Regions from separate parts of the Mus musculus genome. Here region 2 is linked to region 1. Evidence: chromatin loops called from intact Hi-C (ENCODE). Cell type or tissue: left cerebral cortex. All regions are shown on one strand. Each heading gives the region's core, and the rest is flanking DNA. Links, peaks and the distances in the headings are about the cores only. Region 1 holds the start of Cmtm6 (CKLF-like MARVEL transmembrane domain containing 6). Region 2 has its middle 8.3 kb from the start of Cnot10.

Region 1 (15,250 bases), core at 3,378-11,377:
AGTTTGTAGAAGGAAGCACCCATGTTGGAAAGTGATGTCTGAGTGGCACACAAAGTGATGAATCAGAGAATGTCTTGACAGAATAGGCTAAGCCCAACTCTTACAAGAAGAGAGAAGAAAGGGAAGCTACTTAAGATGGAGCAGCTGAGAGAGAGAGAGAGAGAGAGGGAGAGAGAGAGAGAGAGAGAGAGAGAGAGAGAGAAGAGAGAGAGAGAGAGAGAGAGAGAGAGAGAAAGAGAGTTTTACTACAAGTTGCAGAGAAAGAACAAGGTGGGCACAGGTGAAGACAGAATGAGCCAGAGAATGAGAAGGAGTCAGAAGATTAGAACAGAATGCCACAAAGGCCAAGCAGAGCAATTCAGAAACCAGAAGAAGCCAGACTTGAATCAGCTTGCTGAGGTGTCAGAGCCAGAAGAGCTGAGTTAAACCTGCCAACAGAGTTCAGAAAGAACTAGAAAGGGTGATCTTATTCAGCAGCAAATCTCAGAGGCTGAGAACATTCTAAGCCTAGGTTAGCGGACAGAGGCAGATGACAATTACATCAGGCGTGTGTTTGTAGGTCTGTATGTGTGTGCATGTCTGAGGCAGAGAGATGTCAGCATCTTTCCAGATGCTCTCTCATGGAACACAGGGCTCCCTGACTTGGTTAGTCCTGTCTCTGTCTCCAGAACACTGGGATAACAGGCAAGTCGCCATATGTGGGTGCAGGGACCCACATTCCTGTCCTTCACTCAGGGCTTTTCCTGTTGGGCCACAACCCCAGCCTGGGGAACACAGTGATCCAACAAAGGCATTCTGTATTCACCTAAACACAACTTTTATCTTTTTATATAATTAAATCAAAGTGCCAGGCACGGTGGTGCACATCTTTAATCCCATCACACGGGAGGCAGAGGCAGGAGGATTTCTGTGAGTTTGAGGCCAGTCTGGTCTACCGAATGAGTTCCAGGACAGCCAGTGATACACAGAGAAACCCTGTCAAAAAAAAAAAAAAAAAAAAAAAAAGGAAAAGAAAACACAGACAGACCCACGTGTTGCTTTGTTTAAAGAGCCTGTAGTGTCGTGGTATCCCTCTGGCTCCCACACACAGTGCTATGTCTGGTAGAGAGCAGTCACTCAATCCCTAACTGTAAAGCCAATGAGTGACACTCTAAAATGTAAAAAATGAAAAGTGACAAAATCAAACTTCTAAAACAAAATATTTAGGGGGCACAGTGGCCCATGCCTATATTGTCAGCCCTCAGGACAGGAGATCACAAGGTCAAGGCCAATCTAGGCTGGTTGTAAGGCAAACACTACACAATGTCTACCGTGAATTAGGTGAGGCCACCACTAACTATCAGATCACTGGTGGCTTCCTTCTCCCCTGGGTTCGTTTCTTCTCTCCATCTTTGACGTGGAGCCCAGTTACTAGGGGGCAGAGAGCTAGGACACAGTGTTTTCCAGCGAAGCACTCTGAAAGCATTACCACTCTCACAATAAAACCAGGCGAGCCCGACACAGGGACTGTGTTTTTCCCACTTACCGATGACTTGACTTTTCCAGTATCCACTCTGTCGTGCACTGGGGTGCAGTACACGATCAGCAGGAGGAGGCTCAGGAGAAAGGCGCTACAGCTCACAAATTCAAAGAAGTAGAGGCCTCCACACAACCCACACTCGGACACAACCTCTTCACAGATGAAGGCCAGGAGAGACAGCAGCTACAGATGGAAACCATTTGACCTCAGTGAGTGAGATGACCCATGACATCCAAAACCTACATGCAGGCTGTGGCTATAAACCCAGACAGACACTTGGGAGGCAGAAGTCGGAGGATCAAGAGTTCCCAGACAGCCTCTGCCAAGGCTGTGAGACACCGCCCTTCTAAAACAAAATTAAATCCACTATCTGTTTGCTAAAATATTCGTAAAGTAGAGACTGGGGCAAACCAGATTAGTGAGAAAACTTGGTAAATAGAACTTAGAGTCAGCTTGCCTTGAAGGGATACACCCAGTTAACTACTGTGTGTCAAACGCTAAGACTCAGAAATGAGAGTGTTCCAACAGCCCACAGGAAGGACTTCCAGAAGGAGAGAAAGCTGAGTGCCATTACGCACGGCAAGTTTTTTTAGCTGCTATAATGGAGTCAGTGGGAAAGTCAGCCAAGGTATAGCTGGAGGCACATGGTCAGACTAATCTAGAGGTCAGGAAGTGTGGCTGCACACACAGACTCTGGGTGGCAGCCAAGCAAGAGGTCAAGAGCATCCTGAGAGAGGGCAGCTTGCGAGGGGAGAAGCCAGCAATGAGAAACAGCAGCCGAAGGGGCATCAGGCAGAGCAAGCGAGCCCATCGGAAGAAGGCGGCAAGTGTGCTACCGCTCACTACTCAGAGGTCAGGAGCACTGGTCAAGGAGAGCCTGCATTAAACTGCACTACGCGACAGCGACCATGATATTGGTGACACTGCAAGAAAACTCCAGTCTGGCAGAGCGTTAGATAACTCTGTACTTGAGTGCCACGCACTCTGGTCAAGTCTGCTTGACAGGCTGAAAAGTCTGTAAGCACTCAACAAGGAAAAGAGTTTCGCGGAAACTCACCTCCTGGAGCTTTGGTGTTCTCATTAACCCATATACTCATACCCTATTCCTGAGTTAGTCTGGTGTATGGAACTACGAGCTCTCTTTTAGTATTTTATTATAAATGCCTTTTAAGATTAAATTCTGATATAGTTAAGTCTCCCCAGTGTTCCAAGGTCCCAGAGGCCTACTCCAGCAGGAATGCAGTAAAGAAGTTACCTATTGGGCTGGTGAGATGGCTCAGTGGGTAAGAGCACCCGACTGCTCTTCCGAAGGTCCAGAGTTCAAATCCCAGCAACCACATGGTGGCTCACAACCATCTGTAACAAGATCTGACTCCCTCTTCTGGTGTGTCTGAAGACAGCTACAGTGTACGTACATATAATAATAAATAAATCTTAAAAAAAAAAAAAAAAAAAAAAAAAAAAAAAAGAAGTTACCTATTCAGTAACTAATTAAGCATTACAAAAGATGGAGCCAGCAGCTCAGAGCTGGTCTGCTACTAAGGACAGTAGCAAATCTCACCCAAACAAGGGAATACCATAAAAGAGCCAGGGAATCCCACTGAGATAGAAATATTCAGTACAGGCTGCATTGCATATTAGAAGCAAGTTGGTGAATTCTTCTGACAAATGGAGATTCTCCAGTTACTTAAAAGTTACACTCATATAAGAATTTAGCAAGGGGGCTGGAGAGATGGCTCAGCGGTTAAAGCGCCAACTGCTCTTCCAAAGGGCTTGCGTTCAAATCCCAGCAACCACATGGTGGCTCACAACCACCCGTAATGAGATTTGATGCCCTCTTCTGGTGTGTTGGAAGACAGCCACAGTGTACTTACATATAATAAATAAATAAATCTTAAAAAAAAAAAAAAAAGAATTTAGCAAGGCCTAGGAAACAGGGGGGTTGTGATATTGCATTATTCATGAGGCCTGCTAGCCTTCACAAAGTTCAAAGGTATAGCACTAGAGTGTGAAATCCTTACCTGTCACTAAGCTGACCCTAAGCAGGACTGCTTTATCTTTACTGTAAACACTTACCTGGTTCCTGTAAGTTCCTTTGAAGTCATTCCTTTGTTTTGTATCAGGCAACTTCAATGTACCTTGCCTGCTGTGACTTCCCACCCCTTGTATTTTCTGTACTATATAAGACTGGTGTTCACTTTGTGACAATACATTCAGATTCTACACAATCTCGCGTGTTGGTCTGTCTGTCACTCATCAATGCCTTGCCCATCTGCCCCAGAGACTCGTTCCACGCAGACAAAGGGACCCAGAGAGTCTGCAGCACTCGAGGAAGGGGGCTGTGGTGGGGACAGAAGGCAGTAGACTAGAAAAGCAGCGTCAGGTGTGAGCAGAGTCAAGGGTGCAGTGGATGCGCTCACAGGAAGAAGGGAAGTTCCAGACTAGAGCATTCAGCACATTTCACCATCCTAGCAGAGACCCTTTGCTGGGAGGACCAGAGACAATCAGGGAGCACCTCTGTACAGGGAGGAGCTGGCACTCAGGAGTTTAACTCTTTAGAGAGTGGAAAAAGACTGGCATGGGGAGTCTCTGGGGTCCCTGGACGTCAAAAGGACTGATGGTCCACAGTCAAAGGCCAAAGGGAAATTCTACCTCACTCCAGTGAGGACAGGGGAGAAAGCCAGGCACAGAGTGGCTACAAAAAAAAACAAACAAACAAAAAAACAGCAACAACAACAAAGCAGACTAGAGTGGGCTACACACCAAGAAAGCCAGCACCCAGGAAGCAGAGGCAGTAGGATCCGCTAGAGGCCCAGGCCAGCCTGGGCTACAACACAACACTAAGAGCTAGGAATGTAGATTAGAGGTAGGATACATGCCAGGCATTGGCATTCCGGAGCCTCTGATTCAACTCCCAGCCCTGGAAAACAAACAAACAAACAAACAAACAAACAAGAAACAGAGTAGCTTGGGGAAGAAAAGAAAAATGAAAACCAAGAGTTGTATTTCACGGTGCACAGTACATTCACCCACACTTTGATTACAAATGTCAACAGACCAATACTAGGAAAACTAGGAGCGTCTTCAAAAGCTAAGCACTGTCGGGTACTCCAGAGAAATGAAGACCCACTTGAGCAAAAGCCAGCGCAGGAATTTCAAGATGACTTTACTCATACAGCCCCAAACCAGAAACAATGCAGATGCCCTTCAACAGCCAAAGGAAGCCCAAGTACAAAGTGTCCAGTCGGATCATCTCCAGATAACTGCACAAAGGGGGAAAAATTGGCAGCTGAGGCGTCCATCCACACGCAGCATGAACACAACCACACATACGAAATCACGTTAAATCACTGGTTCATTTAAACAATAAAACCCATATAAATTCCATCATCAAGTATTTAAAAAAATAAAATAGAAACATAAGGGTGAATCTACAGACACAATAAACCGAAAGTCTAGTTGCATAAAATTTACGATTCCTTACAACACTGTTTCAACGTATTTACTGCTCCGTTCTGGAAAGATAAGAGACAGTGAGCCTCCACTATAGATGTCAGACGGACAAGCCTTTGACAAGAGGCAGGTCAGACGTGACGGGTACAGCAGCACTGCTCCAAGACTAGTTTTACACTTGTATTGGAATCTCCCGGGTTTGCAGGCTCACCACGTGCCCCTTGATATTTAGCTTGGTAAGAGCAAGTCCCAAGCAGCCTGGGAGATCTAAGGGTGGAAAGAACCTAGAGGTGACCTAGCCCCACCACCACCACTCTCCCAGGTCTATTGTTTCACAACAGGCTTCTTTTCTCTTTGCAGTCTTAGAAAACCTGCTAATAAGATTCATGGGCCCAGAATAACCGAATCACATACAAACACTGCAAATGCACTTCCCGAGGCTTGAAGGTTCCTTGTTAACACACTATGCCTCTGCTTCTGATTCTGGTGTCTCCACACCCTTGTTTTCTTATCAGAGCTCTGCAATTCTATTAGGCTTTAAATCAACTAAAGACTAGGAGAAGTCTTGCCTACAGCCCTCAGCCTGGCCAAACAGACCTCATCTATAGCTTTCTTGGGACTTTCTTTAGTAACCCTGTAGTATATTTTTATTGTTAATAAGTAAGACTGTATTAAAACAGAAAAAGCAGGAACAAAACGGCAACTATAAAAATGAAAAAGTGGGCAGTGGTGGTAGTACTAGCCTTTAATCCTAGCACTTGGGAGGCAGAGGCAGGCAGAACTCTTGAGTTCAAAGCCGGCCTAGCCTACAGAGTGAGTTTCAAAACAGCCAGCCTGGGGTGGAGGTGGGGTGTATAGGGAGTAAAGTATTTAAAGAAAGCATGCTTTAGCATTACAAGTTCCCCATAACAAACGGATTTCACAGAGTGCTTTGCTCTATTCCCATGATGGCAAATACACACAGAGCAGCTAACGACCTTTTCAAGGCAAACTCATCTCTATGGTTCAACTGCAAAACACCAGCAAAACTTCGGGTTGTGTCCTATTCTGAAGACACAGAGCTAAGGCCTGCTGAACTATAATAATGAGAATTTTTTACTCCGGCTTTAGCATTTCTTATTAGAAAAAGAAATAAAAGCAACTAAAAATAAGAGATTTTGTTCTGCACACCCATGCAGAAGACCAATAGAGATGACTTCCTTGGAGCAAACAGAAATTTCTCTGTTCAAAAGGTTCCATTAGACACATGTGTTTACTGCAGAGAAGGGCAAAAGAGAAGCGCAAAAGAGACACAATCTGGAGCTGTTGCTATAGCACAGTAGGCAGAGCACTTGCCTCGCATGCACAAGGCCCTGGGTTCAATTCTCCGCACCACATAGACCGCACGGTGGAGCACACCTGTAATCCCAGCACTGTGGAGACAGCAGTATCAGGAGTTCAAAGGTCATCCTCTACATTAGTGAGTCTAAAGTTAACTGGACTACATGAGACTTGAGACCCTGTGAAAAAAGAGTGGAAGAGAAGGAATGGAAAGGAGAGGGGGAGGAAGAGAGGAACAAGGGGAGAGAGGGAGAAGGAAAAGAAGGAGGTGGAAGGGTGGGGGCAAAACCACACCCATCTGGGTTAAAGGAACAGGTTCTGCAAATGCGCAAAGACGGGGAACCCAGGTGCCTGCGGAACCTAAAGGTGTCCACTGCAGACATCTTAGGAGGATGTAGGGGGTTACACAAGACCAGATCTACTTATCACTTGTCTCTGAATGATTTCCTCTCATCCCCAAGCTGGCACCTAAAAGCAGCGCCAGTTTTCTAACTGCTGGCTTTCTACTTCAGGAAAGTAGGTCAACTGAGTTCCAAGAATGTAAGTTCTGATTATCGGCGTTTTGAGAATTTTAAATCTTCCCAAGAAAGGCAGTGGGCCACTTTTAGCATAAATGGCTCACAAAACTAAACAAAACCCATAAACATTCTAAACAATTTGGTTTTCCGAAAAGTGTCTTCTTGAAAAACCTTAATACCCATTGGCAGCTGAGACACAGCAGGAGTATCATAATTTAAATAGCAAAGATGACTACAGTTTCACGCCTAGGCGGAAATAAAGAGAAGCAGGTTCAGGTTCTCTCACCCGCACACATGAAGCAGAAAGATGCCCTTTCGACTCTCTCTGCCTTGATCAAACTCACTGTGCAAGTTAAACACATACACAAACTATCCGACATGTTATATTGCCCTAATGGGCCAGCACCCGGAAAACCGCAAAAGCCAGAAAAGATAAACAGAAAGCACTACGTTGTCTGAAACACAAGCATTCTGGGCGATAATGAAAGAATTCTAGCTGAGAGAAGGGAAAAAGGGTTTAAGAGGCTGAGGCCGGGCCACGGGTAGGCGGTGGACGGCAACGCCTCCTTCCCGGGTAGGAAGGGAAGGAACTGGGGTGTGGAAACGGCTGCTTCCCGAACGAGGAGGCCGAGCGAGCGGCAGCCTCGAGGCATCCACCCCAGCCCTCAGCCCACAGGTCCCGGCCGCCGCCGTAGGCTCACCAGCTGCAAGCCTTTGAGGATGCGCCGATGCCAAGGGAGCCTGCCCAGGACGAAGTAGGCGGCCAGGCCGCTGCGCGCACCCCTGCCAGTGCCCGGGGCCGCCTCGGTGGTGGGACTGTAGACCGCTCCGTTCTCCATCGCCCGCAAACACTCGCTCACCCAGCTAAACTCTCGGCCGAGCGGTAGGGGGCGTCACTTCCTGGGACTCCGCCCACGCTTCCGGTCAACTCCGCCCTCCTCACGCCTCGTCACGCCCCCTCGCTTGCTGAGCTCCAGCCCATAGAATTTCTCTCCCTTTGCCACGCCCCCATGGTTTGCCGCGCCTCTTGTTCGCCACACCCCTCTGCCTTTCCTGCTCTCTGGTTAACTCTCGACAGTTTCTTTCTTTTTTTGGGTTTTTATTTTATTTATTTATTTATTTTTGGTTTTTCGAGACAGGGTTTCTCCGTGTAGCCCTGGCTATCCTGGAACTCACTCTGTAGACCAGGCTGGCCTCGAACTCAGAAATCTGCCTGCCTCTGCCTCCCAAGTGCTGGGATTAAAGGCGTTGCGCCACCACTGCCCGGCTAACTCTTGACAGTTTCATGCTTTCGATGGACTTCAGCTTTTTTGTTTTTTGGATTTTTTAAATTACACTTTGATTAATCTATCTATTTTATCTATATTTTTAATCTATCTATCTATCGATCTATCTATCCATCCGTCCATCCACCTATCTAAGAAGGAGCGTTGTGCTGAGGTCAGAAAACTATTCTGAGTCATTTCTTCCTGAGAATTGAATTCATTTTCAGGCTTAGTAACTGGCGCCTTTACCTACTGAGCCACCTCTCCGCCCTGACTTGATCTGTGTCTTTTAGTTTCGTTTCGGTCTGATTTAAAAATAAAAGAAATAAAACCAAGGTTTCACGTGCCCAGACTAGCCTAGAACTATGTACATAGCCAGCACTAGTCTGCAACTAGTGACAATCCTCCTGCCTCTGTCTCTGAAGTGCTGAGATTACAGGCACGTGCTCCTCCTCCCCTCAGCCTGTTTTGTTTTTTTAAAACTGCCAGAGATCACATTGAGGTCCTTCTGTATGCTAACCGCCCTCCTCCCCCGCGCCCGTCCCCGTCTCCCCCCGCCCCGCCCCCCCGCCCCCCCCCCCGTTGAGCTGCACCCCTCCATGCTCCTCCCACAGAGATTTGACTTATTTCTCACGTCTCACTATCTTCCATCTTTCAGATAGTCATCTTCTCATGGGCGGGAGGGGTGCACCCGCGTATGAAGGTGCAGGCTCGCGCGGGTGCAAGTGTGGAGGTCAGAAGTCAACCTTGAGTATGTTCCTCAGGCACCATCTACCCTGTTTTAGGGCAGTGTGTCTCACTGAACCTAGCTTACTAGATAGGTGAGGCTAAAAGGCTAAGAAGACCCAGAGATCAGCGTCCCGCCTTGCCAGCTCCGCCGTTACAAGCACAGGCTACATTGGTCTTTTTATATGGGTTCTAGGAATCGAACTCACATCACCAATGGCAGCCAGCACTTTACCAGCTAAGCTGTCTTCCCTGTTCTTGTTTTTCAGTATCATTGGATGTTTACAGTACAACTGAAAACCAGATCTGGATATTAAGTTTACTGCCCCGTGCCAACCAGAGACAGAAAATCCTTTCTGGCAGGACAGTTAGCAGATTAATGAAAATTTCAAAGGACAATTAACAAAAAGATTAATCAGAGTGTCAGATATTGATATATGACATGAACATACTGACCATGCCAACAGATGAGTGGACAAAAGAAATGCAGAACATTTAGTGGAATTTTACTCAAGTTTATTGTTCTTGTTTTGTGAAACCATGACATCTGTAGGAAAATGAATACAACAGAGTATTACTGTGAAGGGAAATAAGGCACATTCAAAAGACAAAGGCCATATGGTCTGTCTCATATGTAGGTCCTAGATTTTAAAATTATATTTATGGGGCTGGAGAGATGGCTCAGTGGTTAAAAGCAATTTCTGCTCTTTAATAGAATCTAAGTCTGGTTCCCAGCACCCACATAGGGTGGCTTACAACCACCTGTAACTCCAGTTCCAAGGGATCCAATGTCCTTCTATGGACTCTCCTGATATATGCATATATGCACACTCTCCGTGTGTGTCTGTCTCTGATCTCTGTCTCTCTCTGTCTCTCTCTTTCTCTCTCTCACACACACACCCCTGCACAAATATACAAAGGAAAAAATAAATTTTTTAACTTTAAATTTATATTTGCCTGCATGTATATTTGTATACCAGGTAAATCTCTTCTGCCCACAGAGGTCAGAAGAGGGCATTGGAGTCTCTGGAACTGGTGTTATAGGTCGTTGTAAAGTGCCTACAATCAAACCTGGGTCCTCTGCAAGAGCATCAACTACCCTTAAGTACTGAGCCATCTCTCCAGTCCCAGGATAAATCAACTTAGTGTGTGTGTTTGTGTGTTTACATGGGGTGTTTGTATATCATGAAACTAGAAAGGACTTCATGAGAGGGAGATGAGACTGGAGGCAGTGGAGCGCAGGAAAACAGAATTGCAAACAGAGGGAAGACTGGGAGCCAGCTGAAGGGGTGGGGCATGAATGAGGCCCAAGCACGATGAGATGAGACATGTGTGAAATGCCAGGATGGAAACCATGCTTTGTATACTGACCTAAAATACTAAGACAGAGCTGGAGATGTAGGTCAGTTGCTGTGATGGTTTGTGTATGCTCGGCCTAAGGAGTGGCACTATTAGAAGGTGTGGCTCTGTTAAACTGGGTGTGGCCTTGTTGGGGGAAGTGTGACCTTGTTGGAGTAGGTGTGTCACTGTGGGTGTGGGCTTTTAAGACCCTCATCCTAGCTGCCTGGAAGCCAGTATTCTGCTAGCAGCCTTCAGATGAAGATGTAGAATTCTCAGCTCTGCTTGCACCATGCCTGCCTGAATGCTGCCACACTCCCACATTGATAATGGACTGAACCTCAGAACCTGTAAACCAGCCCCAATTAAATATTGTCCTTATAAATGTTGCCTTGGTCATGGTGTCTGTTCACAGCAGTAAAACCCTTACTAAGACAGTTGCCAAAGTGCTTGCCTGGCTTGGATGTGCATGGAGTCCCAACCAGGCATAAAACCTGCTGTGATGGCAGACATCTTTAATCTCAGGAGCTTGGAGGTAGAGGCAGGAGGACCAGAAGTTCAAGATCAGCTTTGACTACATAGAAAGTGAGTTTGAAGACAGTCTGGACTACGTAAGACTCTGTCTCCAAAATAAATAAATTAATAATTAATTAATTAATTTAGACCAGCAAGACAGCTCAGCCAGCAAAGGTGTTTGCCTCACCAGCTAGTAGACCTGAGTTGGATTTTTGTTAACTCATGGTGGAAGGAGAGAACTGACTCCTGAAAGTTGTCCTCTGTCCTCCATATACAGTCAGCATGCACATACCCACGCTCATATGCACTGATAAGAATAAATACATTTTAATTAAAAGTTTGCTATTTTAAATTCATGGTGGGTTTACAGGGCCCTTGAACTGACGGACAGTACAGTGGAGAACACACACCTGCAGATGGAAAGGCCTTTTCATAAATGGGTGGTAGGGAAAGCTGCCTCTATCACGGTATTCGTGTTGAATGTATGAAGATGCCCCCAGGGTTTAAATATCAGAGTGGGAGATAAGCCAAAGAACAGCCAAGAATACAAGAAACAGTGTTGGAAAAGGCAAGGGAGTCTTAGGCCCTCACCCATCTCCCTCTGACCACCCCTCTCCCCGACCTACCCACCTCACCCCCACCCCTCTAAATGGAGCAGCCATGAAGGCAGAGAATCTAGCAAAGCTAAAATTACATTCCCAGTCGGTATGTTCTATTTCACCAGCAGAGGGTGACAAAGAGCAAAGGCATGGTCACCCGTAGCCACAGAGTGATGTCCAGCTATTAGAGAAAGAAAATGCTGAGGGACCTCCTGTGAGTGCTTTAGTGCAAAACAGTTTGACCACTTAGAGCAGAGAAGGTTTTAGTTACATGGGGATGGAAGAGGGTGGGGTCCAGTTAGTGGAGTTTGGATCTTTGAGTTAGAGGTCTGCCTGGTCTACAGAATGAGTTCCGAGACAGAGAAAGAGTGTCTTGAGAAAAAAAAATTAAACAATTGATAAAAAGTTAAAAAGTGAAAACAAGGGCCAGGGAGATAGACAGGTCTGCAAAGGAAGGAAGGTGCTTGCTATATAAACCTGATCCGCTGAGCTCCGATTCCAACCCTACATAAAAGCTGGAAAGACAGAGTGGTGTGTGTACCTGAATTCCCAACCTATTGCTATGGGAAGACATGAGGTAGAGACAGGCAAGCCATAAATTCATGGGCCAGCTAAGGCAGTGGCCAGGACAATCCTATTTCAAACACTGTGGCAGGTGAAGACCGACGCCTGGAGTGACCACAACTCTGACCTCTCTGTGAATGCTATCGTACATACAATAGCTACTCGCAGGAATAGTGAAAAGATAACGCATAGAGGTTTTACATTCAAATATTTGCAAAGTGTTTCCAATATAAAAGCTAGCCAGATATGGCATTTCATACCTGCAGGCCTAACACTGGAAAGGCTGCAGCCAGCCTGGTCTACAGTTCTAGTTCCAGGGCTGTTACATACAGAAATTATGAGATAATGTATTTTTCTTTTTTTCCAGAATTCTCACAAGCTAGTGCTCTTGCCTACAGAGTGGCCATGCAGCTTTGCAAGTCAGCATGCTTCTCTTTTCTTTCTTTTAAGATTTAACATTTATGCACGTGAGTGCTCTATTTGCATGTATGCTTGTGTGACAGAAGAGGACATTGGATCCCATTACAGATGGTTGTGAGCCACCATGTGGTTGCTGGAATTGAACTGGGAACCTTTGGAAGAGCAGCCAGTGCTCTTAACCTCTGACCCATCTCTAGCCCAGAGGCAAGCACTTTTACCAGGTGAGCTATCTCGTTGGCACCATAGCATGAGGACTTTTTTTTTTTAAGATTTATTTATTATTATACATAAATTCACTGTAGCTGACTTCAGACACACCAGAAGAGGGCGTCAGATCTCATTATGGGTGGTTGTGAGCCACCATGTGGGTGCTGAGATTTGAACTCAGGATCTTCGGAAGAGCAGTCAGAGCTCTTAACTGCTGAGCCATCTCTCCAGCCCCAAGCTTGTGAGGCAGAATATCATGGCAGGTAATGCCGTGGTGGGCTGGAAAGGCTCAACTCATGATACAGGAGGTAAGAGAGCTGGGGAAGAAGACCTATATCCTTCAACCAGGAACCACCTTCTAAGTTGTAAGGTTCAATACCACCACCACCACCACCACCACCACCACCACCACTACCACCACCACCACCACCACCACCACCACTACCACCACCACCACCACCACCACCACCACCACCACTACCACCACCACCACCACCACCACCACCATCACCACTACCACCACCACCACCACCACCACCACCACCACCACCACCACCAGGGAGAACAAGCATTCAAGTCATGAGTCTATAGGGATATTCCAGATTTAGATCATAACAATAAAGGCAAATCCATCTGAAGTGTCTAATAGGCTCAATTGGTGTGTATGTGTGTGTGGGAGGGGGGTTGTAAGGTGAATGTCAATGTCAACACCTCCCAAGCTCAGAGAACATCACCTAAGAGGGGCAGAAATAATGTAGACAGCCAGCAGGACTCTGAAAGGGTGTCTTCTGGATGGGACATGGTGGTCACACTGCAGTGCACAGCGGCGGTGATTACTGACCTACACAAGGCCATCCGTCAGTGTCCCAGCATACATGGGGCAAGGGCTCTCGAGGCCCCGCCCCAAGCTGAGGAACGGGGCCCATTTTGTTGCTGTGGAAGGAAAGTCATTTTTCTTTGAGGGATGTGACCACTTGTAGATAGCCCCAAACCCACTGCATACAAACAGCATTAACTGAACTTGGTGGGCTATAAAATGTTTAAGAGACACGATTCTGGGAAAAGGATGTGTTGGGGGAGGTCTAGAGGAACTAGAAATGGATATAAATATACTGTATGAATATATACATATACTCTCAAAGAATAAAAAAAAAATCATACCAAAACCCCCCACAAAACTACAAAATCCCAGCTACACCCATTAAATAAGAGTCTACAGGGCTGGTAAGACAGCGCATTGGGTAAAGGCACTTGGTGTCACTCTGACAACCGAGTCTCATCCCATGTCCCACATGGTGGAAGGACAGAACCAACTGTACAAGCTGTCTTCTGACCTCTAAACACACACATGTTCCAAGACATGTGCATAACTAGACATAAACACACACACACAGCAGGAGGGTTTGGGGTTTGGTGGTGGTGGTGTTTTAAGATTCTGTTTCTATCTATAGGGAATGTCGTTATAAGTAACTGTCCTGGAGCCGGGCGTGGTGGCGCACGCCTTTAATCCCAGCACTAGGGAGGCAGAGGCAGGCGGATTTCTGAGTTCGAGGCCAGCCTGGTCTACAGAGTGAGTTCCAAGACAGCCGGGGCTATACAGAGAAACCCTGTCTCGAAAAACAAAAAAAGAAACTGTCCTTGGTTGGGAGGCAGCTCAGTGGATAGAGTGCTTGTTTAACAGGCACAAAGCCCTGAGTTCAGTCTTTAGCACCACAGAAAACCAGGCACACTGGTCCACATCCATAATCCCAGGGCTGGAAATAGAGGCAGAAGGATCAGGAGTTCAAGGCCAGTCTTGGCTACTGAGACTATCTCAAAAACAAACAAACAAAAGCAGAAAACCCCCGAAGGGGTGGTAGGGAAACATTACCCAGTGAATTAAAGGTCGGCACGAGAGATAAGGCATCCTGTCTCAACAAACCAAACCAACCAATTCTCCATGCCGTGGGAGAAGGGATAATCAAGAACTCCCAAATTAAGGAAACCTGTGAGTGAATTTCACCTGGTCATTTGCCTGTGAATGAATGCTTAGTAGTCCTATTAAGTCAAATATTTTACATTTCTAACAAATTCCACTCCTTTGCTGACAAGTCAAACTGGAATATAAGAAAAGGCAACACGTTATTTGACCCTGAATGCAGAGAATAAATACTTTATTAACTGATTACAGTTGAAAGTCATGAACAAAAAAGGAGTATATTAAGGCAGAGCCATATATATACACACACATATATATATATGTATAGACAACTGCAAAGCCAGTTCTCCCTTCCGTGCTCATAACCTCAGCATCTCTCACCCTCGGGTGGTGTGCTTTCTTTCTTCTTGATTAAAGGAGCATAGCATCTTGGCCAGTAGTTCTGGTCCACTTGATGGTGGCACATGGGATCACGGAGTGTGAGCCTATGGGGGTTTCTCAGCACACCTCAGGTGCCATACACATCTATTGGTCGGTGTGTGAAATCTGACAACTGACCAGTCTTCTTCAGAAAAACATGGTATCTTTAAAAATGATTGGAATAGTCTTAGACTTCTGAGTCAGTCAACTGCCAAAAGTACGTATTTTTCTGCCCTTCCCTAAATGTTCCTGTTGGCTTACCGCCTGGGAAAGAGGATCGCCTAGTCCTACTGCAGTCTTAAACAGTTTGACATTTTTTTTTTTTTCAAAAATCAAAATTTCTTCATTTTGCAGAATGGCAATGCAAACAGTTATTCTACATAATGTAAAATTGTCTTTCTTAGCCGGTCCTGGTGGCGCACACCGGAGGCAGAGGCAGGAGGATTTCTGAGTTTGAGGCCAGCCTG
Region 2 (15,250 bases), core at 2,476-10,475, 82 kb after region 1:
TCTTCAGACACTCTGAAGAGGGTGTCAGATCTTGTTGTGGATGGTTGTGAGCCACCATGTGACTGCTGGGATTTGAACTCAGGACCTCCAGAAGAGCAGTCGGTGCTCTTAACCACTGAGCCATCTCTCCAGCCCCCTATAAACAACTTCTAAACTTGATAAATTAAACGTTCACTTAAGCATATATTAAGCACATCACCTCGGTAGCCAGGATGAAGATGGATGGGAGCCAGGGCTGATAATATTGAATATGTATTCTTCCTTCCTTCCTTCCTGCCTGCCTGCATGCCTGCCTTCTTTCTTATTTTCCCTTGATTTTTGAGACAGGGTTTCTCTGTGTAGACCAGGCTTGTTTGAACTCACAGAGATCCACCTGCCTCTGCATCCTGAGTGCTGGGATTAAAGACATGTACCACCACTGCCTGGCTCTTTTTTTAAGAATTTTTTTTAATGTGTCTCTGTACGTATCTCTGTGTTCATGCCACATGTGTTCAGATACCCAAGGTGGCCAGAAGAGGGCATCAGATCCCCTGGAGCTGGGGTTACAGGAGCACATGAGCTGCCCACAATGCTCAGTGCTGGGAACTGAGCTCAGGCCCTCTGGAAGAGCAAGAGCTCGACGCCTCTGAGTGTTCCTGCAGAATTTTCTGGTCCTCCTCTCTAAAGCAGACCAGGAAACCCAAAAATGCCACGCTGCAATTCTCTCTCTTCTCTTTTCCTTCTGCCTTGCAGATGCTGGTGTGATAAGTATGCTTTTCCATCCTAGGAGAGAGAGAACGTCTCTGGATGCCAGCACAACTCTGAACAAACAGCCTTGGTAAGCTCTCCCAGGTTAGCACAACGAAATCGACCCCTTTTGTCCTCCACACACCCCCTGCACAGCCATCTGTCCACAAGAACACAGTTCCCTGGAGAAACGGCTCAGTGGCTCACAGTCCTTACTGGGCTACCATGCCCACCTTGGAGTTTTTTATCTAAAAACTCCTCCTCTTTTCCCCTTAGCGTTGGTAATTGCTTACTAACGCAAGTCCCTTCGCATAAAATTTCAGTGTTGTAGTGTTTGATTAATCCTGATAATTGGGATTCTCCATGGAAACTGTAGAGCGAAATGGTATACCTCCCTAAAAGCATAAAAATAATGCTCTCCTTTTATTTGTTGCCTGGCAACAATACTTTTTGTTTTTATTTGCATGAAAATTTCTGAGCTATTTTACTGATCAGTGTAGTTTTGGCAAAAAAAAAAAAGGGGGAAAAATTCTTCTTTTTAGCATTTAAACATTGAAGGAGTTGTTTGATCTTTTTCATCTTAAAAACAAGGTCAAGCCTTTATAATGCAGAAACACATAGATGATAAATGATGTATTGGCAAAGAGGAAGACTATAGAGGAACCAATATCAAGAGTGTTTGGAGACACCTAAAATGCCACTTTAAAAATTTAAAAAGAGAGAGAGATTTATTTGGGGGTTGGAGAGATGACTTAGTGATTAAGAGTATATATTCTGGACTGGATGGATGGCTCAGTGGTTGAGAGCACTGACTGCTCTTCCCGAGATCCTGAGTTCAATTCCCAGCAACCACATGGTGGCTCACAACCATCTGTAATGGGATCTGTTGCCCTCTTCTGGTGTGTCTGAAGACAGCTACAGTGCACTTACATATAATTATAAATAAATCTTTGGGCCGGAGCGAGCGGGGCTGAAGGGAGCAGAGATCCTAAAATTCAAATTCCAGCAACCACATGATGGCTCACAACCATCTGCACAGCTACAGTGAACTCATATACATTAAATAAATAAATATATAGATAAATAAATAAATAAATCTTTTTAAAAAATAAAGCATATACTCCTCTTTTACAAGATCCAAATTCAGGTTGGGGAACGCATTCAGGAGGCTCACAGTTGCCTGTAACTCCAGTTCCAGTGGAGCTGAACAAGCCCCTTCTCTGAGCTTGGCAGTCACTGTAGGTTTGTACACAACCTCCCCCACCTCACACATATAAGCTCATAATTCTATTTATGTATATGTCTGTGTGTCTGCATGCATGCATGCATGTACTCCTGCACATGGGTACCAAGAGAAGGCATCAGATTCCCTCAAACTAGAGTTACACATGGTCGTGAGCCACCAAGGTGGCCCTACTTGATGCCACTTCTATTGTTGGTGAGAGGCATGCTTTCAAATAGAAGTTCTAAGACTCGGCGAGTGTGGTAGCCTATACCTGTAACCCCAACAGTCTTGCGGAGGATAAGGAGTTCAAGGCCAACCTAGACTACTTGAGATTCTGTCTCACAAAGCCCAAAAGGGATCTGAGCATGGTGACATTCACCTTTTAATACCCACATTCTAGAGGCAGACGCAGGTGGATATCTGCAAGTTCGAAGCCAGCCTGCTCTACATAGTGAGTTCCAGGACAGCCAGGAATACAACCAGAAACCAAACGAAAAGAGGGGCAAAGAGGGTGAGGGGGAGGGGGGAGGGAGAGGGAGAGGGAGAGGGAGAGGGAGAGGGAGAGGGAGAAAGAGATTGAGAACTGGGTTTGATCCTTAGTATCCCAAGCTTTTGTCCCCGCCGGCAAGAACACACTCAGGACAACCGGAATCTTCTGCGGCAAAGCTTTTATTGCTTACTTATCAGGAGGGAAGACCCCGAACCGGGAAAATGGTGCTGCTTATATAGCCCGCAGCATGACGTTTCAGCACCTGATGTGGCGTGACAGCTCCTGATTCGTTGCTCGCCCATCACCCCATTACTATGCCCGCGAGATGGGCAGTGACTAGGCGTGAGTTCACTCTTGCACTTGCGCATAAGGCTTGTTTACTAGTTAGGCGCAGTGGAAGCCAGCACCATCTTATAATGGTGATTGCTCACAGCACGCACGCGATTGCTCGCGGCACGGCTCTCCACACCTTAGTACCATATATAACTAGGCATGGTGACACATGCCTCTAATTCCATCTCTGAGAAAGTAAAGGCAAGGGAGCACTTGTTCAAAGCTAGCCTCAGTTTAGTGAGCTCAGGGCCACAAGCCAGCAGTCATTGACGAGTGTATTGTTCCCAACTGTCTTAGTGTGACTATTGCTGTGATGAAACACCAGGACCAAAGCAATTTGATGACCAAAGGGCTTATTTGGGTTACACTTCTGTATTGGAATGTATCATCAAAAGAAGACAGGACAGCAGCTCAAATAGGGCAGGAACCTGGATGCAGGAGCTAATGCAGAGGCCATGGAGGAGTGCTGCTTTCTGGCTTGCTTCCTCTATCTTACTCTTCCTGCTTTCTTCTTATTATCACCTCCAGCCCAGGGGTGGAATCACTCACAATGGACTTGGCCCTCCCCAATCAATCACTTACTACTAATTACAAACGAGTCCTACAGCCCAGCCTTTTAGAGGCACTTTTTAAACTGAGGTTCCCTCCTCTCATGACTTTTGCTTGGGTTACATTGCCATGAAACTCTCTAGCACATCAACAGTGCCTACCATGAGCACAGGGTTCACATAGCTTTGGCTGGCCTTAAACTCACTATGCAGTCAATGGTGACTTGGAATTCTCAATCTTCCTGCTTCCACACCCTGAGTGCGGGGCTGCTAGTTGTACACCATGATACCTAGGTTTGAGAAATTTTTGCCTAACTCAGGGTCAAAAGATTGTCTTCCTTCTCCATGAATGTGTTATAGGAAAAACTTACATTTCTCAAAATCTGCCAGCTCCCCTGGAGTAAGTAATGTGGCAGAGACCAGAGTGACCCTGCCTCAGAAAACAAGGTCAAAGTAAAAAAAAAAAAAAAAAAAAACACAACTCCTGAAAGTTGTCCTATGACTTCCAATCTGTAGCACATACACATGTACTCACACACATACACACACACAGATACACACACACACACACAATCAACCTGAAGTGGTGGCACAAGCCTTTAATCCCCGCATCCAGGAAGCAGAAGCAACTGGATCTCTGTGAGTTCCAGGCCAGCCTGATCTACAGAGCACAGGACAGCCAGGAGGCTGGAGAGATGTCTCTGGTTAAGAGCGTACTGCTCTCTCCAGAGGACCAGAGTCCCATTTCTATCAGCCCTGTAGGTTGGCTCACAACTACCTGGAACTCTAACTTGAGTGGGATTCATTGCATGGATTGCTCTTAACATGCTAATCAATCAAGGTCCAGCCTCTTGTTTGCATGGTAAGCACTTCAACTGAGCTATTTTTCCTAGCCCAGCTTGGGCTGAAAACACACACACATACACACACACACACACACACAAACATACACAAACACACACTTTCAAGTATGTATGCCTTGCACACTGACAACCACTCTCACTTCCTACCACCCACCTCCCTGTCACCCTTGACAAGCCTTCTTCAAAATTCTCTCTCACACATTCATATCTATTTGTTTCATTTTCTAACCACCAAGATTAACAAGGGCCATGTGTGTAACCATAGCTTTGGGGCCTAGGACCATTAATGGCAGTGACTCCCCCGCCTCCTGAATCTACCCATAGTCAATATAGTTCAGAAGCAAAGGGTAAAGTCTCACATGCAGGTCTTGTGTGGGCCTTGGGGCAGTAACTACAGTTTTAGCGAGGTAATGATGGCCGCAGGTGTACGACTCCAAGGAATAGCATCCCATAATCCTTCACTCTGTCTCCTAGCTCTTACACACTTTCTGCGCCCTCTTCTGCAAAGTTCGCTGAGATTTAGAGAGAGTGATGTCACAGACTGTTTAGGGATAGGACCTCACCCATAGCTTATTCTCTTCATTTTAAGCAGATTTAAGAGATTCTCTGAGTCTCTGAGTTCACCGCTGTTCATCGCACCGGGAGTTTTCTCCACCTAAGGCCAGCACTGCATGTGTCTCTCCGTATTCAGGAGTCGGTTCGCTGCTGTGCCGGTTTAGGGTTTACGTCACTGAGAGATACTGACCTCTGAGAGAACAAGCAGCATCCATGCTTTTCGGGTATGCCACTTCCTCCTGCAGATGTAGTCCCTCCTCCGTAGCCCCGCCCCAATTACGACAGCTCAAACCTGCCGAGCTTAGCAGTAGATGCTGCAGGTTTTTACAGGTAACCGAACCCACATCACAACGCATCTCTTGCCCCATTACACCTACATAACAATGAGCTGAATATCACCACTGCCCTACTTTCCAGAGGAGAGACTGAGGTTCAGGAAACTTCAGTTAGGGGGTATACAGGCTAGTTTTAAGTCAACTTGACACCGGCTAGAGCTATCTGAAAGGAAGGAACCTCAGTTTAAAAATGCCTCCATAAGATCCGACTGTAGCCGGGAGTGGTGGCGCACGCCTTTAATCCCAGCACTCGGGAGGCAGAGGCAGGTGGATCTCTGAGTTCGAGGCCAGCCTGGTCTACAAAGTGAGTTCCAGGACAGCCAGGGCTATACAGAGAAACCCTGTCTCGAAAAACCAAAAAAAAAAGATCCGACTGTAGGGCATTTTCTTATGTAGTGATTGATGGTAAGTAGTGCCATCCTTGGACTGGTGTTCTGGGTTCTCTAAGACAGCGGGCTGAGCAAGCCATGGGGATCAAGCCAGTAAGCAGTGCCCCTCCAGAGCCCCTACATCAGCTCCTGCCTCCAGGCTCCTGCCCTGACTTCTTTTGATGATGAACAGTGATGTGGAAGTGTGAGCCAAATAAAACCTTTTCCTCCTCAAGTTACTTATTGGGTATGGTGTTTCACTGCAGTAACAGAAACCCTAACTAAGACAGGGTTGCAGAGCTAAAAGCGCAGCCGCCATGACAGAAATCAAAACGGCAGGATCACTCGCTTTTTCAAAATGACTCCCAGACCACCTTACTGGAACACCTCACCTTAGATGTCTAGTGATGTGATGAACTTGTGATTGAAGAAAGGGTTTGTTCCATCTTATAGTTCATCTGGGGGAATACTTTTTACTGCCTTCCTCCCCGTTGCTAGATCAGCCTGCTTTTTGCTATTGTTGTTGTTTTGTTTTCAGAGATAGGGTTCTTCTGGGTAGCCCTGGCTGTCCTGGAACTCACTCTGTAGACCCAGATAGCCTACAATGAGCAAAGATCAAACCGTCTCTTCCTCCCTAGTGCTGGGTATAAAGGTGTGCACCACCACTGCCCGGTGAGCCTCGCTTTGTTTTTATACTGCCCAGGACACATGCCCAAGAATATCACCACTCACAATGGGCTCAGGCTGGGCTTTCCCACACCAAGAAATGACCGCAGCCTTGCTGTAAGCCAATCGGATGGAGGCAGTTTCCCCAACAGCCTCCCGTCCTCCTAGACGACTCCAGCTCATGTCAAGTTGACAAAAACCAAACAGAAAAAGCAAACAAAAACAACATCAAAGCTTGCCCAGCACAACCACCACTGTCGGGGCTCACGCAGCAAAGGGAAGCCAACGAATGGGACAAAGAAAGGATCTAAAACATGAGTGTACCTCTGCAAAGCTGGGTTTGGCCCAACCCAAGCTATTTATTCCGATCTGCATTTGAGTGGGAAGGAGAAAATATGGTTTAACCTCTTCATTAGTCAGACCTCCCCACTCTGACTCAGCCCCATAAACAATAGAAATAATTAGACTGAACAATTGTGTTTGTTCCCCTGGCTAGACACAGCCTGCATTTAGTGACAGAGGGAGCAGCCAGGAGAAGGCGGACTTGGCTTTTTAAATTCTTCCTGGCAAACATTTTTTTTAAAGACCTGTTGCTTATCTTATGGCCAATATTTGTAAATATATATATTATAAGTAATATATATGTATATATTATATATTCAAGACCATAAGAACTTGATTTGGCTGGGGGTGGGGTGGGGTTCAAGACAGGGTTTCTCTGTATAGCCTTGACTGTCCTGGAATTCATTTTGGAGACCAGGCTGGCCTCGAACCCAGAGACCTATCTGTCTCTGTCTCCTGAGTGCTGATATTAAAGGCGTGCACTATGACTGCCCCAGCTTATTTCTGGGTTTATTTGTTTGTTCACTTGCTTGCTTTTTTGTTGTTTGTTGTTGTTGTTTTGTTTTGAGACAAGATCACACTCTGCATAGCTGTATTGGAAATCACAGTGCAGACCAGCCTGGCCTCAAACTCACAGCATTCCACTTTCATCTATCTCCTAAGTGCTGGAATTACAGGCCACCATGGCAGCCTCGATCAAGACTTTTTACATTCATGTTGGAACAGGATCCACAATATTGAAAGTTGAAACCCTTGGGGAAGTTATTGGTGGCCCACGCCTTTAATCCCAGCACTCGGGAGGCAGAGGCAGGCGGATTTCTGAGTTCGTGGCCAGCCTGGTCTACAAAGTGAGTTCCAGGACAGCCAGGGCTACACAGAGAAACCCTGTCTCGAAAAAAACAAAAACAAACAAACCAACAAACAAACAAACATAAAAAGCGCGAACACTCTCCAGGCTGTCTCAAAATGCACACTCTGAATGTAGTCTGTGAGATGGTGCCCTCTAGTGGTCAATCATAAATTCAGGGTTTTTTTTTTTTTTTTTTAAAGATTTATTTATTTATTATATGTAAGTACACTGTAGCTGTCTTCAAACACTCCATAAAAGGGCGTCAGATCTTGTTACAGATGGTTGTGAGCCACCATATGGTTGCTGGGATTTGAACTCCGGACCTTCGGAAGAGCAGTCGGGTGCTCTTACCCACTGAGCCATCTCACCAGCCCGGGTTTTTTGTTTGTTTGTTTGTTTTTGTTTTGTTTTGTTTTGTTTCTGTTAGAAATGTGTAAGCAAAGTCACACAGTCTAAAAGTGATGCCACCGTTTAAGGCATGTGCTGCAGTCACACAGGAGGTAAGTGTAGAGACAGCCTGGGAGGGGAAGAACATCTCTGAGGTCAGAATTTGAGGTTCTGGGACACAGATGACAACATCATCTGTGGACATAGTTCATGGAGGGTAAGGTGCGACATCACTCAGGCTTGACCCCTGGGGGGCTTATAGCTAGGAACCTGAGATGATCTGAAGAGCTTTCTCATAAAATTCATTTTTCAGGGACTGGTAAGATAGCTCAGCAATTAAGAGTATTGGCCTCGTACCGAGACCGGCCAACATGGGCCACGTTCGCACCAAGACTGTGAAGAAGACGGCCCGGGTCATCATCGAGAAGTACCTACACGCACCTGGGTAATGACTTCCACACCAACAAGCGTGTGTGCGAGGAGATCGCCATTATCCCCAGCAAGAAGCTTGGGAACAAGATAGCCGGCTACGTCACACATCTGACGAAGCGGATTCAGAGAGGTCCTGTGAGAGGCAGCTCTATCACGTTGCAGGAAGACGAGAGAGAGAGGAGAGATAATTACGTCCCTGAGGTCTCAGCCCTAGATCAGGAGATCATTGAGGTGGATCCCGACACCAAGGAGATGCTGACGCTTCCGGACTTGGGCAGTCTCTCTAACCTTCAGGTCACTCAGCCTACGGTTGGCATGAATTTCAAAACTCCACGTGGAGCTGTTTAATCTGTTATGCCATATTTTCAATAAACCTGAAAACAAACAAACAAAAAAAGAGTATTGGCCTCGTCCAGGGGTCCTGAGTTAAATTCCCAGCACCCATGCATAAGGGAATCTGATGCCCTCTTCTGGTATGCAGGTGTATATGCAACAGAGAACATGTTAAATAAATAAAAAATTTTTAAATGCATTTTTAAAATATTGTATTATTTTATTTTACTTTATGTGTATGGGTGTTTTGTCTGGATGCATGTCTGCGCACCATGTGCATGCCAGATGCCTACGGAAGCTGAAAGGACTTATCTGATCCTCTGGAACTGGAGTTACAAAGGTTATGAACCACCATGTGGTTGCCGGCAGCCAAACCTAGGTCCTCTGCAAGGGCAAGAAATGCTCTAACCACTTAGCCATTTCTCTAGCTCCTTGGTCTGACAAGTTTGTGGTTGGTCTCCCAAATCCTAGGACACGGAGACTAGCCCAGGATTCCGGTTCTGGGCCAAAGTTTTGGGCCAGGCTGTTTGCCTGATCAGGAAGGGGAATAGATAAAGACTTTTCTGCTTAGGGTGGGGGAATGGTGCTCCAAAGTCCTACTGTGTTGTGTAACTCCTAGTAGTAGATTACCAGTCTGAGCACACACCCAGGCTCCTGCAGGAACCGAGAAGGAGGCGGGAAGTCAAGTTTCCTGAAGGCCTAAGGTAGCCTCTTTCTGCTAAGCTGTGATTGTTGCTTCTCGCTACAACTTTAACAATGATTCGGCGTCTTCTAGGAGACACATCTCTGGGTGTGTTTGTGAGGGAGTTTCCAGAGAGGGTGAACTGAGGAGGGAAGATCCAGGCTGAATGTGGGTGGTGCCATCTGTCTCCGTTAGGAATTCTATCGCTGCAACAATAGAAGCAAGGAAGCATGGCCAAGAAAGTAAGTCAGGGAGGGAAGGCTTTAATCAGCCCACATTTCCATCTTGCTGATCATCACCAAAGGAAGTCAGGACAGGAGCTCAAGCAGGGCAGGACCCTGGAGGCAGGAGCTGATGCAGAGCCATGGAGGGATGCTGCTTACTGGCTTGCTCCTGGTGATTTACGCAGCCTGCTTTCTTTCTTTTTGGGGGGGTGGGGAGGGGTGGGGCGTGGTTTACAAGACAGGGTTTCTCTGTGTAGCCCTGGCTGTCCTGGAACTCACTCTGTAGACCAGGCTGGCCTCGAACTCAGAAATCCACCTGTCTCTGCCTCCCAAGCGCTGGGATTAAAGGCGTGCGCCACCACTGCCCGGCTCAGCCTGCTTTCTTATAGAACCCAGGACTGCCAGTCCAGGGATGGTACCGTCCATAATGGGCTGGTCCCTCTCCTTAATAAATTGATCATTAAGAAAATGTCTTTACAGTGAGATCTTATCAAGGCATTTTCTCAATTGAGGCTCTGCTCTCTCTGATAATTCTAGCTCAGTGTTTTTCAACGTTCTTTTTTTTTTTGTTTGTTTAAAGATTTATTTATTTATTATATGTAAGTACACTGTAGCTGTCTTCAGACACTCCAGAAGAGGGAGTCAGATCTTGTTACAGATGGTTGTGAGACACCATGTGGTTGCTGGGATTTGAACTCTGGACCTTCGGAAGAGCAGCCGGGTGCTCTAACCCACTGAGCCATCTCACCAGCCCGTTTTTCAACCTTCTTAATGCTTTGACCTTTTATGGATCCCCACGTGGTGGTGACATGCTACTTATTCATGGCTACTCCATAACTGTAACTTTGCTACTGTTATAAATGGTAGTGTAAATATCTGATGAGCAGGATGTCTGATGGTCAGGTGTCTAAGGGTGTCTCAACCCACACATTGAGAACCGTTGCTCTAGCTTGTGTTGAGTTGATATAAAATCAGCCAGTGTACCATTCTGTGGCCTGGGCTCCCAGACCGAATAACTAGCAGGAAGGAAAGAGTATTCACACAGAGACCCTGCATAGTGGTGATGCCTGTAATCCAGGAACACAAGAGGCAGGTGGATTTCTGTGAGTTCAAGCCAGCCTGGTCTACACATTGAGTTCCAAGGGCAGCCAGAGATATTCAGTGAGATCCCACTTCTAAACACTTTGTTTGTTTATTTGTTTGTTGTTTTTTGAGACAGGGCTTCTCTGTAGCCCTGGCTGTCCTGGAACTCACTCTGTAGACCAGGCTGGCCTCGAACTCAGAAATCCGCCTCCCTCTGTCTCCCAAGTGCTGGGATTAAAGGCATGCACCACCACTGCCCGGCTCTAAATACATTTTTAAAGAGTATACTGACACATCTGTATGAAACTATCAGGAGTTTCTGAAAGGACTCAATAGGTAAAGGTACTTGTCACCAAGTCCAGCAATCTGAGTTCAACCCTGGAAGCCACATGGTGGCAGGAGAAAATTGACTCCCAAAAGTAGTTTTCTAACCTATACACACACACACATACACACACACACACACACACACACATACACATACACACATGCACACACACATACACACATGCTTATATATACACACACATACACACATACATATACACACACATGCATGAACACACACTTTTTAAAAAAATGTGTATGAATATTTTATTTGTGCACCATGCGCACTGTGCATGTCTGGGGCCTATGGAGTTCAGAAGAGAGCATCAGACCCCCTGGGACTGGAGTTACAGACAGTTGTGGGCTACCATTTGAGTGAGGGAATAGAACCCCAGTCCTCTGGAAGACCTCTGAGCTATCTCTCCAGCCACATGCAGTTGTTTTTTTGTTTTGTTTTTAAAGATTTATTTATTTATTATATGTAAGTACACTACAGCTGTCTTCAGACACTCCAGAAGAGAGAGTCAGATCTTGTTATGGATGGTTGTGAGCCACCATGTGGTTGCTGGGATTTGAACTCAGGACCTTCAGAAGAGCAGTCGGTGCTCTTAACCGCTGAGCCATATCTCCAGTCCCTGTTTTGTTTTGGTTTGGTTTTGGTTTTGGTTTTTAAGTAGAACTCCAGCTGAGCGCTCCAATTCCCTTCTCTTTGCTTCTCAATCCATAAAGATGTAAGCCAGCAGCTTCCTACTAAAGCTATGGAGACACCTGCAGCCAAGATCTTCCCACTACAACAAACTACACCCCTCCTCTCTCAAGTTCTTTATCAGCTGTTTGACACAGAAAGAGAAGTAGCCAATACATTAGTCTAGTACCGCTCCCCCATCACAAAGCTCACATACCCATAACTGGATTTTTATCAGTTCTGAAGCTTTGCATCTCTCTGCCTTCCAAAGAATACTGGTGATCCATTTGGTTTGTCTGTTTTGTTCTTGTTGTTTCTGACTGCACATTCCTTTCTGTCTCCTTTGGGTAGGCGGGGAATCTGCATGATTTACCCAATGGTGTAATTTATCCAGCCTGGCTTTTCCTCTCTGGGAGCCAGGCATTGACATTTGTCAATATAGTTGCCAATGAATGGTCTCTATGGTAGAGGCCATAAACACTCTCTTCTTGGCATGAAAGGTTCAGGAAAAGTCACAGCTCACACCAACAGTTCAGGGACATTTAACATCTTTGCTTACCCTCATCCTTTAACTTGCAGAGTCTCAGAAGTCATAGAGACATAAGAGACTTGAAGAAGGTCACTATGGAGAATGGACAGCTATTTCATAAACTGGGACTCTCCAAAGGAAACTGGGGAAAAGCAAGAGGGAGGGTGTTCCGGAAAGATGACTAACTAGATGAGGAAAATCATGTTTAATTCATCTAAAAGGCACTTGCATCTGCCTTTTCTTCAACCAGAATCCTTCACTGACATCCCTGCACAGTATGTGAAAGAGATGAGTTACAAGGCTAAATACACTGTGGCTGATGATATAGCTTTATTGGTGGGATGCTTGCCCAACGTGCGTGAAGGCCTGGATTCGATCCCAACACCACATATACCAGGTAGAGTGGTGCACGCCTGTAGCGCCGGAACTTGGAAAGTGGAGGCAGCCTGTTTGATTGTCTTTTCTCTCTCTTTCTTTGTGCACAAGTGATAATGTCAGTGAGTAGAGGTGCCCATGGAGGCCAGAAAATGAAATGGGATCTGCTGGAACTAGTTACAAGCTAGTTACTTGACCTGGGTACTGAGAACTGGACTCACGTTCTCTGAAAGAGAAGCAGGCACCAGTGGCCACTCAGCCATCTATCCAGTCCCTGCTCTATACACCCCCCCCCTTGTTTGACTTTTTGTTTTCATTGCTGTTGTTTGTCACAGGGTTTCACATATCTTACCAAGCTGGCCCTGAGCTGGCTATGTAGCCATGGTTGTCTTTAGATGTCTGGTCCTCCGGCTTCTCTGCCTTCCTTCCAAGTACTGTCATGAGAAGCGTGTGACGCCTTGGGTCTTCCGAGACAGGGTGTCACTCTTCACCTAGGCTTTTCTGGAAGTCATATTGATCCTCTGGACCACTACTTTCCAAATACTGGGATTAAAGACACATAACACCAAACATTCTGCTAGTTTATATATAGATTTTGAGAGAGAGAGAGAGAGAGAGAAAGAGAGAGAGAGAGAGAGAACATGTGTACATGCCACATTGCATGTACATGTACATGCCACATGTACCCATGTCACATTGCACTTGTGAAGGTTAGAGAACAATTTTCATGAGTCCTCTCCTTCTACAATGTGGATGCCAGGGACTCAACTCGGGTCATCAGGCTTGATGGTAAATAAGCCATTTCCCCAAGCCTTATATGTTTTTTTCTTTTTCCTTTCATTCCCTTCCCTTCCCTTCCCTTCCCTTCCCTTCCCTTCCCTTCCCTTTCCTTCCCTTCCCTCCCCTTCCCTTTCTCTTCCTCCTTCCCTCCCTCCCTCTCTCACTCTCTTTTTTACATTTATGTTTGTTTGTTTGTTTGTTTATTGGTTTTTCGAGACAGGGTTTCTCTGTGTAGCCCTGGCTGTCCTGGAACTCACTTTGTAGACCAGGCTGGCCTTGAACTCAGAAATCCGCCTGCCTCTGCCTCCGGAGTGCTGAGATTAAAGGCGTGCACCACCACACCCAGCCTTAAATTTATTTTTAAAGTTTTATTTATTTATTATATATAAGTACACTGTAGCTGTCTTCAGACACACCAGAAAGAGGCATCAGATCTCATTACAGATGGTTTTGAGCGACCATGTGGTTGCTGGGATTTGAACTCAGGACCTTCGGAAGAGCAGTCAGTGCTCTTACCCTCGGAGGCATCTTGCCATCCCTACAATAAAATTTTAATGATGATGTTGTCATACAGCTAAAATCCTCTCCATTGTTTGTATCTTAACAAATGGCCCTTAGCTCTGTAGATGCTCAAGAATGATTTCCATAGCAATGTCTTTAAACTGTAAGATTAACAATAACTGGGACTGGAGAGATGGCTCAGCGGGTAAGAGCACTGACTGCTCTTTCAGAGTTTCCCAGTTCAATTCCCAGCAACCACATGGTGGCTCACAACCATCTGTAATGGGATCCGATGCCCTCTTCTGGTGTGTCTGAAGAAAGCGACAGCGTACTTAATATATAATAAATAAATAAATCTTTAAAAAATAATAAATAAATAAATCTTTAAAAAATAATAAATAAATAAAATTAAATTAAACTTGAGATAAGATCTTGTTTCCAGTCTAGTTTGCTCTCAAATTCAAAATTCTCCTGCCTCTACCAGCTGAGGCTGGAATATTATGCATGTGTACATCTGACCTCTAAATTTTTTGCTCAAGATTTACACCAGCAAAGGACTAGCTTTAAAACCAGGAACCACTGTAAATATTTTAATAAAATATTTCATGACTTTTTTCTTCAGGCAGAGTCTGATCTTGCTTATATCCCTGATTGGCCTTAGAATAGAAATCTGATTTTGAAATCTATTGAATCCTGTGGAAGCCATTTCTTTCCTACTACCATTTAACTTCTGCAAATCAAATTCAGGTCATCAGGCTTAGTGGCAGGCATTTACCCTCTGATCTATTCTGCTGGTAATTGGCTTATTTTTTAAAATAAAAATAAAAATTTCAAAGTCTTATGAGGAGTACCTGGTGTGATGGTGCAGCCTTTAATCCAACACTCGGGAGGCAGAAACAGGCAGATCTCTAAGGTAAGCTACACAGAAAATAGAAAAATGTAAACCAAATAAATAGCTCCATGTGATTTATTTATTTACATACTTAACTATGCTCCCATCAAAGCACCATTTGGGTCACTTTACAATTCAGTGCTGTTGTCATTTATATATGAAGTTCCTCTCCCTCAAAAGCCTGCATATAGGAGGCCCGGCCCCCAGTCCTTGAGAGTGATAATAGGATTCCAACAGTTTGGAGCTATCCTTGGATTCATCCACTTGCAGATTCGTAATTTGGTGCATCATTAGGAAGTAATGGAAATTAAGGAGGTGCGGCCCAGTGGGGCTAAGTATCTCAGTTGCATGTGCCCTTGGAGACTATTTCTTCTCCCAGCTTCCTCTGCTTCTAGCACCAGGAAGGCAACAACTTTACTCTGTCACTTGTGCCCTGGCACAATGCACTGCTTCACTAATGGTCCAAAAACAATGGAACCAAGTGACCTGGGACTGAAAACTCTGATACACGAGGCAAAAAATCCATCCTTCCTCATTTAAATTCTCCTCTAGGGTATTTATCACAGAAGCAAAAAGTCTAACACAAATGCTTTTAATGTCTGTTTCTCTCCGTGAAATGAACCTCTGTTATTATAAATGCTGTTTGTTCTCTAGAAGGGAAAGGAAGAATGGAGTAGGTGCTTCTGGAACCCAAGGCTATGGTCATTGAGCAAAACCAG

What was found. Hi-C counts contacts between places; a loop is a spot of excess contacts. Peaks named below come from ENCODE experiments on the same cell type or tissue, not always from the same donor. Only the 100,000 strongest peaks of a DNase experiment are listed, where the experiment ranks them.
Region 2: it touches region 1 in a loop (7-fold over the local background); 28 of 42 quality-filtered maps call a loop at or near these places.

What each region holds. Positions count from the first base shown.
Region 1 is chr9:114,723,635-114,738,884 of GRCm38, reverse strand. Cmtm6 (CKLF-like MARVEL transmembrane domain containing 6) reads right to left here and starts at 7,682. Exons shown (of 4, transcript NM_026036.3): 1 at 7,512-7,682; 2 at 1,526-1,702. The coding sequence starts at 7,649. Dync1li1 (dynein cytoplasmic 1 light intermediate chain 1) reads right to left here. Exons shown (of 13, transcript NM_146229.2): 13 at 15,097-15,250. In left cerebral cortex, for the core only: CTCF peaks have their summits at 7,698 (motif pointing right) and 11,376 (motif pointing right); DNase peaks (open chromatin) are centred at 6,782, 7,108, 7,751 and 10,296; H3K4me3 peaks cover 2,427 bases; H3K27ac peaks cover 1,264 bases.
Region 2 is chr9:114,640,845-114,656,094 of GRCm38, reverse strand. It overlaps the pseudogene Gm7780. Among named protein-coding and RNA genes, the nearest start is that of Cnot10, 8.3 kb to the right of the region's middle. In left cerebral cortex, for the core only: CTCF peaks have their summits at 7,448 (motif pointing left) and 8,600 (motif pointing left); a DNase peak (open chromatin) is centred at 9,297; H3K27ac peaks cover 431 bases.